2 separate regions of the Homo sapiens genome follow, and region 2 is linked to region 1. The links are chromatin contacts, found by Hi-C in ENCODE. All regions are on one chromosome and are shown on one strand. The core of a region is the stretch at or near the end of the contact, and the rest is flanking DNA. Distances in the headings are between cores, read along the strand shown. Region 1 overlaps TMEM245 (transmembrane protein 245). Region 2 overlaps PALM2AKAP2 (PALM2 and AKAP2 fusion).

What was found. Hi-C counts contacts between places; a loop is a spot of excess contacts on that map. Pooled maps may share reads with other maps.
Region 2: a loop to region 1 is called in a map with no recorded cell type, with 2.6 times the contacts of the local background. The contact joins two enhancer-like sites. A Hi-C loop is called at or near these places in 9 of 37 single-sample maps with no recorded cell type and 10 of 50 pooled maps.

The regions. Positions count from the first base shown.
Region 1 is chr9:109,100,012-109,106,280 of GRCh38, forward strand. The region is part of intron 3 of TMEM245 (transmembrane protein 245); the gene reads right to left. Among named protein-coding and RNA genes, the nearest start is that of TMEM245, 17 kb to the right of the region's middle. Within about 2 kb of position 2,005, at least 13 of the 41 ENCODE cell types and tissues checked have a DNase peak (open chromatin) inside an H3K27ac peak, as active enhancers do.
Region 2 is chr9:110,139,678-110,145,963 of GRCh38, forward strand. All of the region lies in intron 8 of PALM2AKAP2 (PALM2 and AKAP2 fusion), which reads left to right. Among named protein-coding and RNA genes, the nearest start is that of C9orf152, 65 kb to the right of the region's middle. Within about 2 kb of position 1,839, at least 11 of the 41 ENCODE cell types and tissues checked have a DNase peak (open chromatin) inside an H3K27ac peak, as active enhancers do.

The sequences.
Region 1 (6,269 bases), core at 755-3,254:
AGCCAATAAATTTCTGTTCATTGTAAGTTTCCAAGTCTGTGTTACTCTGTCACAGCAGGACAAAACAGACTAAGCCATAAGGTTTCTACTAAGTAAGGTTTCTGGGATCTAGGAGGCAAGGAAGCTAGGTCATGTAGTTGTGTTAAGTCAACAGGACCAATATGGAAAACTGAAGGAGCTGACAACTACAACTGATGCAAGAAGGATGAGTACTCAATACTTTTTCAGGATGACTGACACTTACTCAAAGAGCCTGGGGAGGGGAAAGAACGCTGGGCTTAGGGTCAAGAACCTATGTTTATTTATTTATTATCATTATTATTACTTTTAAGACAGGGTCTCACCTCTGTAGCCCAGGCTGGAGTACAGTGGCATGATTACTACTCACTGCAGCCTTGACCTCCTGGGCTCAAACAATCCTCCATCTTCAACCCTCCCAGTAGCTGGGACTATAGATGCACACTACCACACCCAGCTAATTTTTATTTTATTTTATTTTTATGTATTTATTTATTTTCTGTAGAGACAGGGTCTCACTATCTTGACCAGGCAAGGTTAGTCTTGAACTCCTGGGCTCAAGCAATCCTCCCGCCTTGGCCTCATAAAATGCTGGAATTATAGCATGAGCCATTATGCCTGGCCAAGGACCTAAGTTTAAATCTTAGCTCCACTAGTCACCTGTGTGACTGCAGGCTAGTCAGTTAATCTCTAGAAGTATCTTCATCTGTAAATGAAGATACCATCTATCTTACAAAGATTTATTTGTTTGAGTTCTGTTTTGTTTGCTTGTGGATTTAAAAAGATAGCACATTTAAAAGCACTTGAAAGTTCTTGGCTCATGACAGGCACTTAAATATTTTTCCCTTATTATCTTAAGCTTTTGGGAAATACTATGTTAGAACTTCTCAGGTCTAAGAGAAAACCACTGAGTAAGACCCTTGGGTTCAGAAGCAACCACTGAAACTAACTCAGCAATGATCCACAAGAAGAGTTTTCTGAGGCGGAGGTGGGAGCACTGCTTGAGCCCAGGAGTTAAGCTGCAGTGAGCTATGGTCACACCACCACTGCACTCCAGCCTGGGCAACAGAGCGAGTCTTAGTCTCTAAAAACAAAATAAAATAAGAATAATAAATAAATAGAAGAGTACTCTGGGTCTAGGAACCAAACTCAGGCTTTGAATTCTGATGAAATCCAGGACTAATTCTGTGAGTCTAGTGAACCACAGCACAAAACCTTCAAAGCTCAGAAGACATAGAGAAAGATACCCACACAAGTGACTGGAAAACAAGAGCAAGTGATACAACGGGACACTGGAAATGACAAGGAAAGAGCCGATGCACACACTGTTGTGGCAGTATACTAAAGCATTCCTGTACCTACCTATATTACAGTGACATCTACAGCAGGAAACTGACTGTAAGTACAAGAGAAGGGCTGTCCCATTACACACCAGATGGTTTGAGTTCTGATTCTTAAAAAGAAACGATGTTCTTAGGGGCAAGAAGAAAAAAATACTCAGAAATTTAGGAAAAAGAAACACTTAAAAGATTTATTTTATGATGAGGATTATTTAGACTAGAAGTCCAGAAAGGGATTCTAGATCAATAATCACCTATCTTGACACAGGTTGAAATGAAAGTTAAACAAAATAAATAAAACCAAGATTTCCAAATCTGTACTCAACATTTATTCTGTGTGTCTGTGATTTCCTTCCTTGTCATAGCCTGTAATACAAATAACAGCAATCTGGCTTGCATATCAGCACATCACTACTCTAAGTTTATGGCTAGTATTCATAATCGACCATGGTCTTCTTTTTCCCCTTGCTCAAAAATTGGTCTTAGAAGTCTTATTACCCTTACAGTTTTCTAGGCTGCTGTCATGAGATGACTAGAATTTACACCGTAGAGAAAACCCAACCACAACCTTTGGTTTAGACTTGCATTACTTATATTCTTATAACAATTACTTACTTGGCCCTGGACAAAAGCAGTCAAAAGGGGAAACCATTCTGGCATAAGAGGTAAAGGGTAAGCAGAACTGTCTGAGTCACTTGCCATTAGGTGAAAGAAAACAAAGGAGATAAAACTAACCAGAAAAACAAGTCGAAACTGCCAAGCTTTCTACAGCAGTTGCCAAAACAGGAAATTTACTTCCACTAGTCAGATATATAACCACAGAGTCTAACAGATTATAACCAGGAAGACAGGCTGAACAAAGAAAACTTAGACACCAAAATATAAAATAAAATAAAATAAAATCTTCCCTATTTTCCACTGTCAGAGAGATATATAGTTATGGTTACTTTGTTTCAGGAATTTTAAAATTCTAAATATATATTTACAAATAAAAATATGGCTTACAATTGTTAGATATTACTCATTTATCAAATAAAATAATAAAAAGCAAATTAATTTTTAAAAACTTTTACAAGGTACCTGTACAAATACACCAGAGTACCACAAACAGCCTCATGATGAGAATAAAATGAAGATGTTAAAAATAATGCTCTATAAGTGTATTCATTGACACAGAAAGTTCCTCATGACATAATTAAGTTTAAAATGTGGGTTACAAAACAGAATGTTCACTGTGATCTAGTTTTTTTGTGTTTTTAAAAGCCTAAAGGCAAAACAACTATTAGTTAACATTTTGGTATAATCTGTAGACAGTGAGATTTTGAGTGATTTTTAGTTTCTTCCTTTTGTTTCTCTGTATTTCCTAACTTTACTGCAACACACATATTATCTGAGAAATTAATTCTTTTTAAAACATACTGCAGCTAGTAATCTGCTCTTGGAGTTTATTATCGCCATCAGAAAGAAGCAAGGAGTAAAGTATTGGTCAACTGTAGAAGCTTTGTGTTCAGATTTACCTCTCCAGTCACAGCTGCTTCCACACGGCTGGGTAACCAGAAGTCTGATCTGATGATTTGAGGACCACTACTATATCCTGACAACCTCCCCACTTACAACTCATTAGAGACCTCTACCTTTAACAAACTATTTGCAGATATAGGTCACTCACAGCCAGGGTACCTCAAAATAATCTTTAAAAGCACATGGTCTATTCAACTTTGTACTAGAAATTCCAACCAGAGCAATCAGGCAAGAAAAATAAATTACAGGCATGCAAATTAGAAAGGAAGAAGTCAAACTATCCCTATTGCAGATGACTGAACTTACATATGCAGAATCCTAAAGAATATACCAAAGAAACTACTGAAGCTAATAAATTCAGCAAAGCTGCAGGACACAAGATCAACAAGCAAAAAATCTGTTGTATTTCTACCCAGCAGCAATAAACCATCCAAAAGGAAAATTAAGAAAACAATTCCACATGATAGTATCAAAAAGAATAAGGAATAAATTAAAGGTCTAAGACATATACAAAGAAAACTACAAAACACTGCTGACTCCCATGTTTGTTGCAGCACTGTTCACAATAGCCAAAATTTGGAAGAAACCTAAATGTCCATCAACAGATAAATGGAAAAAGAACATGTGGTACTTATACACAATGGAGTACTATTCCGCCAAAAAAAAAGAATGAGATCCTGTCATTTGCAATAACATGGATGGAACTGCAGGCCATATAAGCTAAGTGAGACAAACTAGGCACAGAAAGACAAACACCTCATGTTCTCACTTATTTGTGGGATCTAAAAATCAAAACAATTGAACTCAGAGATAGAGAGCAGAAGGATGGTTACCAGAGGCTGGGAAGGATAGTGAGAGGGTACGGGGAAGCTGGAAGTGGTTATTAATAGGTACCAAAAAGTTTAAAAAAATGGACAGGGCGTGGTGGCTCATGCCTGTAATCTCAGCACTTTGGGAGGCCAAGGCAGGCGGACCACCAGAGATCAGGAGTTCGAGACCAGCCTGGCCAACATGGTGAAACCCCATCTCTACAACAATACAAATATTAGCCAGGCATGATGGCGGGTGCCTGGAATCCCAGCTACTCGGGAGGCTGGGGCAGAAGAATCACTTGAACCCAGGAGGTGGAGGCTGCAGTGAGCTGAGATCATGCCACTGCACTCCAGCCCGGCCAACAGAACGAGACTCCATCTCAAAAACAGAAAAAAAAAATTAAAAAGAGTAAGACCTAGTATTTGATAGCATAACAGGGTGACTATAGTCAATAATTTAACTGTATATTTTAAAATAACTAAGAGTATAATTGGATTATTTATAACAAAGGATAAATACTTGAGGGGATGGATACCCCATTTTACTTGATGTGATTATTACACATTACATGCCTGTGTCAAAACATTCCATGTACCCCATAAATATATACACCTACTATGTAGCCACAAAAATTAAAATTTAAAATTAAAAAAAACACTAAAAAATTAAAGAGTAACGAAATAAATGGAAATGCATCCCACGCTCATAAATTGTAAGGTTTTTGTGGTTTTGTCTTTTTATATTGTAAAGATGGCAATGCTCCCCCCCGCCCACAAGTGATCTCTAGATTGAATGCAATCCCTATCAAAATCCCAAAAGGCTTTTTTGTAAAAACAGGAAAGCTGATCATAAATATGGAAATGCAAGGGACCCCAAAATAGTCAAAACAATTTTGAAAAGGAAGAACAAAGTTGGAGAACTCACACTTCTCAATTTCAAAACTACAGTAATCAAAAGAATGTGTTAACTGACATTAAGGAGAGACATATAGATCAGTGAAACACAACAGAAAGGGCAGAAATAAACCCATATATATATGGTCAACTGATTTCTGACAAGGGTGCCAAGGCCATCTTCAACAGTGCTGGGAGAACTGAATATACACAGGCAAAAGAATGAGGTTGGATCCTTACCTCACATCATTTACAAAAATTATTTCAAAACGGATCAATGACCTAAATATAAGAGATAAAAATATAAAATTCTTAAAAGGAAACTTAAGGGTAAGTATTTACGACCTTGGATTTGGCAATTGTTTGTCAGATGACATCAAAAACACAAGCAATAAAAGAAAAAGTAGATAAACTGGACTTCATCAAAAAAATTTCTTTGCATCAAAAGAGACTATCAAGAGAGTAAAAATACAACCCACCAATGGAATATTTAAAAATCATATATTTGATAAGGGTCTAGTATCTAGAATATGTAAAGAATTCCTAAAACGCAACAACAAAAAGGCAAACAATTTAATTTTTTTTAAAGGGGAAAGAATTTGAATAGACATTTCTCCAAAGAAGAGAAACAAATGGCCAAAAAGCAAATGAAAAGATGCTCAACATCATTAGTCATTACGGAAATGCAAATGAAAACCATAATGAGATACCACTTCACACCCACTGGACTGGCCATTATCAAAAAGTGGAAAATAATAGGTGTTGGCAAGGATGCAAAGAAATTAGAATCCTCATACACTGCTGGTAGAAATCTGAATGGTACATCTGCTGTGGAAAACAGTTTGGCAGTTCCTTAAAAAATTAAACACAGAATTACCATACGACCCAGTAATTCTACTCATAGGTAAACAAAGAACTGAAAACGTGTATTCAAATAAATACTTGCACACAAGTTCATAGCAGCACTATTCACAATAGACAAATGGTAGAAATAACCCAAATATCCATCAACTGATGAGTAAATAAACAAAATGTGGTGTGCTCTTACCATGGAATATTATTCAGCCATAAAAAGGAATGAAGTACTGATATATGTACAGGGTTTCTTTCTGAGGTAATGAAAATGTCTTGGAACTAGATACAGGTCATGGATGCACAACATTGTGACATATTGTATGCCTGTTTTTTTTTTTGAGACGGAGTCTCGCTCTGTTGCCAGGCTGGAGTGCAGTGGTGCGATCTCGGCTCTCACTGCAACCTCCACCTCCTGGGTTCAAGCAATTCTTCTGCCTCAGCCTCCCGAGTAGCAGGGACTACAGGCACATGCCAACCATGCCCAGCTAATTTTTGTATTTTTAGTAGAGACGGGGTTTCACCATATTGGCCAGGCTGGTCTCGAACTCCTGACCTCGTGATCCGCTTGCCTCAGCCTCCCAAAGTGCTGGGATTACAGACGTGAGCCACTGCGCACGGCCTGTAGGCCATTTTTACGTGATTACTGCACCTGTAGCCCTCGCTACTTGGGAGGATAAGGTTGGAAAACCCCTGAGCCCAGGAGTTCAAGGTTACAGTGAGCTATGATTGTGCCACTGCACTCCAGCCTGGAAACAGAGCAAGACCTTGTCACTAAAAAATAAAATAAAAATATTTTATTTTATAAAAATAAAATATTTTAATAAAATTA
Region 2 (6,286 bases), core at 589-3,088, 1.0 Mb after region 1:
AAGGTCACTCTTCTCATTAACTTTTTAAAATTGGAAAGAATCTCCAACCTAAAGAAAAGTTCCCAAGTACAGTACAAATGTCTTTCTGTTTTGAATCATTTGAGAGTAAATTGCCAACATGATGCCCCATCACCCCCAATTTTGTAGACTGCTCCCTAATGTGGGTCTCTGATGTTTTCATATGATGATTTTCAGGTTGTGCATCTTTGGTAGGAATACCACCAAATTGATGCTGTGTTCTCACTGTATCCAAACAGGTAGCACGTGGTATTAGTTTGTCCCATTATGGTGACAGGTGTCAACTCTGATCACTTAATATTGATTATGATCACTCCATTGAGGGAGTGTCTGCCAGCCTTCTGCACAGTAGTTACTTTTTTCTTTTGTAATTAATATACATTTTGTAGGGCAATACTGTGGTATTCTGCAATTTTCACCCCATTTCTTATCAAACTTCATTTATTTATGTCGGTATGATCTCATGGATTCCTGTGATATTCAATGGATTCCTGTGATATTCAATGGATTATAATCCATTTCTTTTATTATTTTTATCCGCAACTTGTTCAGTTACAGCTCACGGGAGCCCTTTCTGGCTAACTTGTATGTCCTTTGGAGATGTCCCCGTTTTCCTTTGAATGCTTCCTCAATTTCTGGCATCGCAAGATATTCCAGTTTCATCTTATACTTTCCCAACCCTGAAATCGGTCGTCTCTCTGAAGAGCACTAGTTTCTGATGATGGAGAATGGTATTTAGAAACAAAGATCTGAGTGCTAGCTGTGCTCATTGTTATTGCATTGTCACTAGCCCCAGGCACTCTCAGTGGACAGAATTAGAAATTACACACATCTCTCTTGAAAACCATGAGTTTGCCCTGATGCTTTTTAATTCTTATTTAATAAAAAGTTCATTCATACTTTCTCCCTTTCCATATTTGTGACCACCTTCTTGACAAAAGATACTTAGTTTTTATTATCTGTAATATGTTTATTATTTAACTAGCCCTCCTTCCCCCACACTCCAGTATAACCAGTCTCCTGTTTTCCTCACCAAACTTGGGCTCCGACATCATTTTCCAGGTGGCCACTGCCACGACCCTTCACCAACACCCTCCTTACCCTCCCTGGGCTCCAACACTACAGCAGGTACCATCTTATTCAGCCTGGCCTAGTGACTTTTGGACTGAGTTGTTTGGGAAGGAAAGGAAAGGGAGGAAGAAGAGGAAGAGTGCAGTGACTTTCTTAATATATGCCATCAAATTGGTGATAAAGTTTCAACAAATGAATAATGGGGGGGCGGGCACAAACATTCAGACCGTAGCATGAGTATTTTCAGGCTTCTCTGTCTCTATCTCTTAATCGAACCCCTCACCATATTACCTCCAACTTTATTTCTAGCACATAAACAACTGTCTAATATAAAGACATTTCAATGCTTTCTCCTGATTCCCCCACCGGCTGTTGTCCATCAGGCTTCCCCACCAGGACCGAGGTTGCCTTAAACAAGTCAGCATCCTAAGGCTTGCCACTGGCATCCCAGCAACCCAGTATCAATCTCCCCAGTACTTCCCTCTATGCTAATGCTGATCTCTTCTCCCATATCCCACCCCCATAGGATTGATTTCTGGTCCCTACAAGGGGATGGTAATTCATCCGTGCAAGTCTGTTCCAATCTTGATGTCGTATTGAGTACAATCATGATAATGATATGCATACATGTCATTCCTTCATGTTTATCTCTAGAACATTTAAAGCAGGCACCCGGGCTTCCCAGAATTACAACATGAGTTGAAAGAAACGGAATGTAAAATACAATTTTCTTCCTGTTCATGCCTGGAAATCTTTGGAGTATTGCTTGGCTGGCCAACCTCCAAGTTCATGATCGGGGAGAAGGCTGACACGTGACTCTGAGCAGCCAAACTAGACAATTCATGGCTAGGGTCAGAACTCCTGGCTTCAGTGGTTTTGTGAATGGAGGTGTTACCAAGTTCCTGCGGCACATTTCATATTTCATGCCAGAAGAAGTGACTCCACTAGTTTGTTGTGTGACTCAGATTGATGATTGGATACTAGGTGATGAAAAATATAATTTTTAACTTCTCTGGTAGAAATCATGCTGGTGGCATGCTGGAATCCTAAAACCTTAAAGCAAATAAAATCCACTGAGAGCCAAGATGTGGTAAGGAAGGAGAAATCTTCTAATTCTTTCCATACAAAAGTTATCTAGACAGAAACCCCATCCCCCTGGTGTGGAAATGCTATTTGTTTTTGCTTTTAGTGCTTTTGCTTTTAAAAGATGGACAATGAATGATAGAAGTTCTGTTTTGAAAAGGATATAGTCATTGTTAATGACCGGGTATCTAGAAATTATCTTGTTGGTTCTTATTTTACTTTTTTTTTTTTTTTTTTTTTGAGGCAGAGTCTTGCTCTGTCTCCCAGGCTGGAGTGCAATGGGGCAAACTCGGCTCACTGCAACCTCCACCTCCCAGGTTCAAGTGATTCTCCTGCCTCAGCCTCCTGAATAGCTGGGATTACAGGTGTCCATCACCATGCCCAGCTAAATTTTTTGTTTGTTTGTTTTTTGTATTTTTAGTAGAGACAGAGTTTCATCATGTTGGCCAGGCTGGTCTCCAACTCCTGATCCGCCTCAGGTGATCCGCCCGCCTTGGCCTCCCAAAGTGCTAGGATTACAGGCATGAGCCACTGCACCTGGCCCTTATTTGACTTTTAAAGGAAGAAGCTCCACTTAAATAGAATTTGAGTGACATTTGTTTATACAGAGGTGAATAAAAATGTATAGTCCCTGCTCTCAGGGAACTTAATGGTTCAGTAAGAGAAACAACATTAAACAAATGAGGCAATTTTATGACAGAGAAGCACAGAGACCTGTAGGAGCACAAACAAGGAAGACCATATCATTTGGAGGATAAAGAAAGTCTTCCTTCCTTAGGAAATTACTGTCTAAGCTGAGAACTGAAGGGGTAAAGTTGGGCTCAGGGTGTAGGGGAGAAGGAAGGGCACCTAAGAGAGGCTCAAAAGGAATAGAGAACTTGGCACATTTGAGATATTTAAGAGTAAGTTAATGGAAGAGATTTAAAACAAAACAGAAATAGATTTGGAGCCAGACAACCAAGAGCTCTATCAATCATGTTAAGGGTTGTAGACTTTAGAGTTTACCCTATGGTCAGTGAGAAGCCAGTGAGAGTTTTTAAAGGAGTAATTATCTGAACACAACCCCAAGCTGTCCTGCCTTCACTGTGAGTTGATGGACTAAATGTCTTCCTATTGTAATGCATCCATTTCATAGGCTTGGATTGAGCTCTTCCTGCTTATGAGCACTTCCGAAGGCAGGCGCCATCTTGGTGAACACCCTGTATGTTATGTGAGGGGCCATGCTCCCAATAGTGTGTGCATGTGTGCCCTCTGCTGATGGCACTTAGAATTAGAGACTAAAAGGAAGAAGGCCAGGGGTGGTGGTGCATGCCTGTAATCCCAGCACTTTTGGAGGTGGAGGCAAGAGGATTGCTTAAGTTTGAGACAAGCCTGGGCAACATAGCAAGTCCCCATCTCTTAAAAAAAAAAAAAAAAAGAAAAATTACCTGAGTGTGGTGACACATGCCTGTTGTCCCAGCTACTTGGGAAGCTGAGGCAAGAAGTTTGCTTGAGCCCAGGTGTTCAAGGCTGCAGTGAGCTGTGATCGAACCATTGTACTCCAGGCTGGGCAGCAAAGTGCCAAAAAAAAAAAAAAAAAAAAAGGAGAGAGAGAGAATAAAGGAAGCACCTTTGCAGGTACATGAGCCTGATTTGAAGGGGTAACTCACACAGTGCTGTAAAACACCCTTGAGGAAAGAATTAGGGGGTGGGATATCCAAACATTGTATTGAAGTTGCAGTTCAAGACCTTTTCAAATGTCTTTTCATATTGGGGTTGCCAACAGTTCTCACTTTAGTATCTGTGTCTATTATTAGATATCCTGGTTTCACTTCCAAGTTCTAAGTATGCCAGAGAAACCCAGTTAGGTGATGATTTGTTTGGTTTTTTGAGAGTTTCTGTTTTCATGCCAGATGTTGAATTTATTTACCAAGTCAGATCATTCACCCCGTGAGACCTACATTATGGAGAGTGGCAAAAGAGAAGGTGTAGTTTGCTATTAAGTTCCATAACTTGGGGTATCTGTTCATGTCTTCTAATTTGTGGAAAGATGTGATAGTTATAAATGTTACTTTTGTAAGCTGTACAGGAAGTGTTGACTTCTGCTGCTGTCTGTTTAGATAAGATTAGACATGAGGTGATCATTACATTATTATAAAGATTCTTAACTGGGTCTCTGTTCTTTCCCCTTCATTATCTGCAAATATCACAAAGGAAAGTCTTAGGAAAAATATGTTTGCGACTGTCCACACATTCTTCATGAAGCAGAGCTTGGTGGAGTGTGCCATGCTAAATTAGAGCCACATGAGGCACAGTTTCATTTGAGGTGCCCTCATTGCTCCATGGGGGAAGTCCCTGTGTCAGCATCTGACAGAAGGATTGATGATGAGAGAGCTCTCCATCAGTAGTACACAGTGCCTCTCTTTCCTGCAAGGCAGGCACCAACTGTGCAGCTTGTAGGAGCCCTTCTGGCTGTGTGAAGCTAGCTAAAGCTTATTGTGGAGTGTCCACAGATGGTTATTGTCCACCACCATATTTCTAGAACATTCTCTGGTTACAAAAGTCTAATCATGGTAGTTACAATTTATCAAGGCCTTAAAGCTGCATATAATACTAGTTATTTCACACTTGTCATTTCTTATTTTCTCACTGAATCCTCCCAACAGCCCTCTAAGATACAAATTACCTCAACTCTTGAGGCCGGATATATTTCTAGATTCAGACTTTTTCTGATTTTAGAGAATTTATAAAGTATATACTATTATTTAGAAAAGTAATACAATGAACATACTATTATTTAACACAACTGGCAGGTTCTGGGTCAACACCCTGTGATCAAATTAAATTTCTACTCTAAAACTTGAGAAGAAGAATTAGTTACATTAAGTGGGTAAAGACTAGGAGACCTTCATGTCAGCTCATGTCAGGTTTTGCTGCCAAATAAGTTATGAAAAATCTTTCTTTTCAGAGTTTTTTGGATTTGGGAATTATATATGAAGAGTTGTGGACCTGTAATAATATTCTTTTTCAAAGAATTACTACTAGAGCCCAGAGAGATTAAGTTGCCCAAGGTCACTCAGCTTGAAAATGGGAGAGCCTGGTTTCAAACTCAGGCTCTCATTTGTCTCCAAAATCCATCTTCTTTCCCCTACCTTCTCCTTCCCATTTGTTGAGCCTGCTCTATGAGGTATACAGTAATAGCTTCTCTCTCCAACCTGTAGCTCAGGTTCCCTCTACCCTTTCCCAATCTTATGCCCAACCCCTGCATTTTCCTGGGTCCTTCTTGATCCTCCTTTTAGGAGCCACTGTGGCTCTGCAATCCTTCTTTTGCGGTGGCCTGGGTGTATAAATTTGACTCTCAGGGGCCATGAAACAGTGCTTCCCTAGTGACCCAGGATGATTCCTTTCTGCTTTCAGAACTCAATTCCAATGCCCCAAATTACAGTAGGCAAAAGCACTCGGGCTGTCCAAAGATCTGAGCGGATAGCCAAGGGACTAACTTAGTCCACATCAGCCATCTAGCCTAGCTGCTCTTGTGAGTTCTTTTTGAAAGTTATTTCCCAGGAAGAAGCTCTGCCATTTACTCCAGAAACAGGTTCATTCCTTGAAAACTTCGAAAGAACTGGGTACTCAAGCAAGGAAGAAATTTTTAAATTTGAGGATGAGCAGGGATAAGTGTTCATTATTCTGTTAACTAAACATGAACATTTTTGGTGTACTAGGGTCAAAGTCAACTAAGTTAGTTGACTGGTGATCATTGAGCACCATGACTACGTACTGTTCTCCTTGCCTTTTAAAAATTGATCTTTCTGCCTTGGCCCAGACTTCCCTGTGTTCTCTTTATCTAAATCCAGCAAGTATGTTTTCTTGAAAAATGCATGCCATTTGGAAAGGAATTGGTAAGAAAAGACTATGTTGAAGCTATGTTTGGCAAGGGGTGAAGGTGTGCAATGAAATCAGGACTTTTCAAAGTATAGAATTCCACATTCTCTTTAGATATTACCCTTAAAGGCTTGGAAAAGACAACTGCCATGGTTAAACCTGCCTGTCAGCCTCACTCTTCTTTTTTTTTTTTTTTTTTTTTTTTTGAGATGGAGTCTCGTTCTGTCGCCCAGTCTGGAGTGCAGTGGCGCTA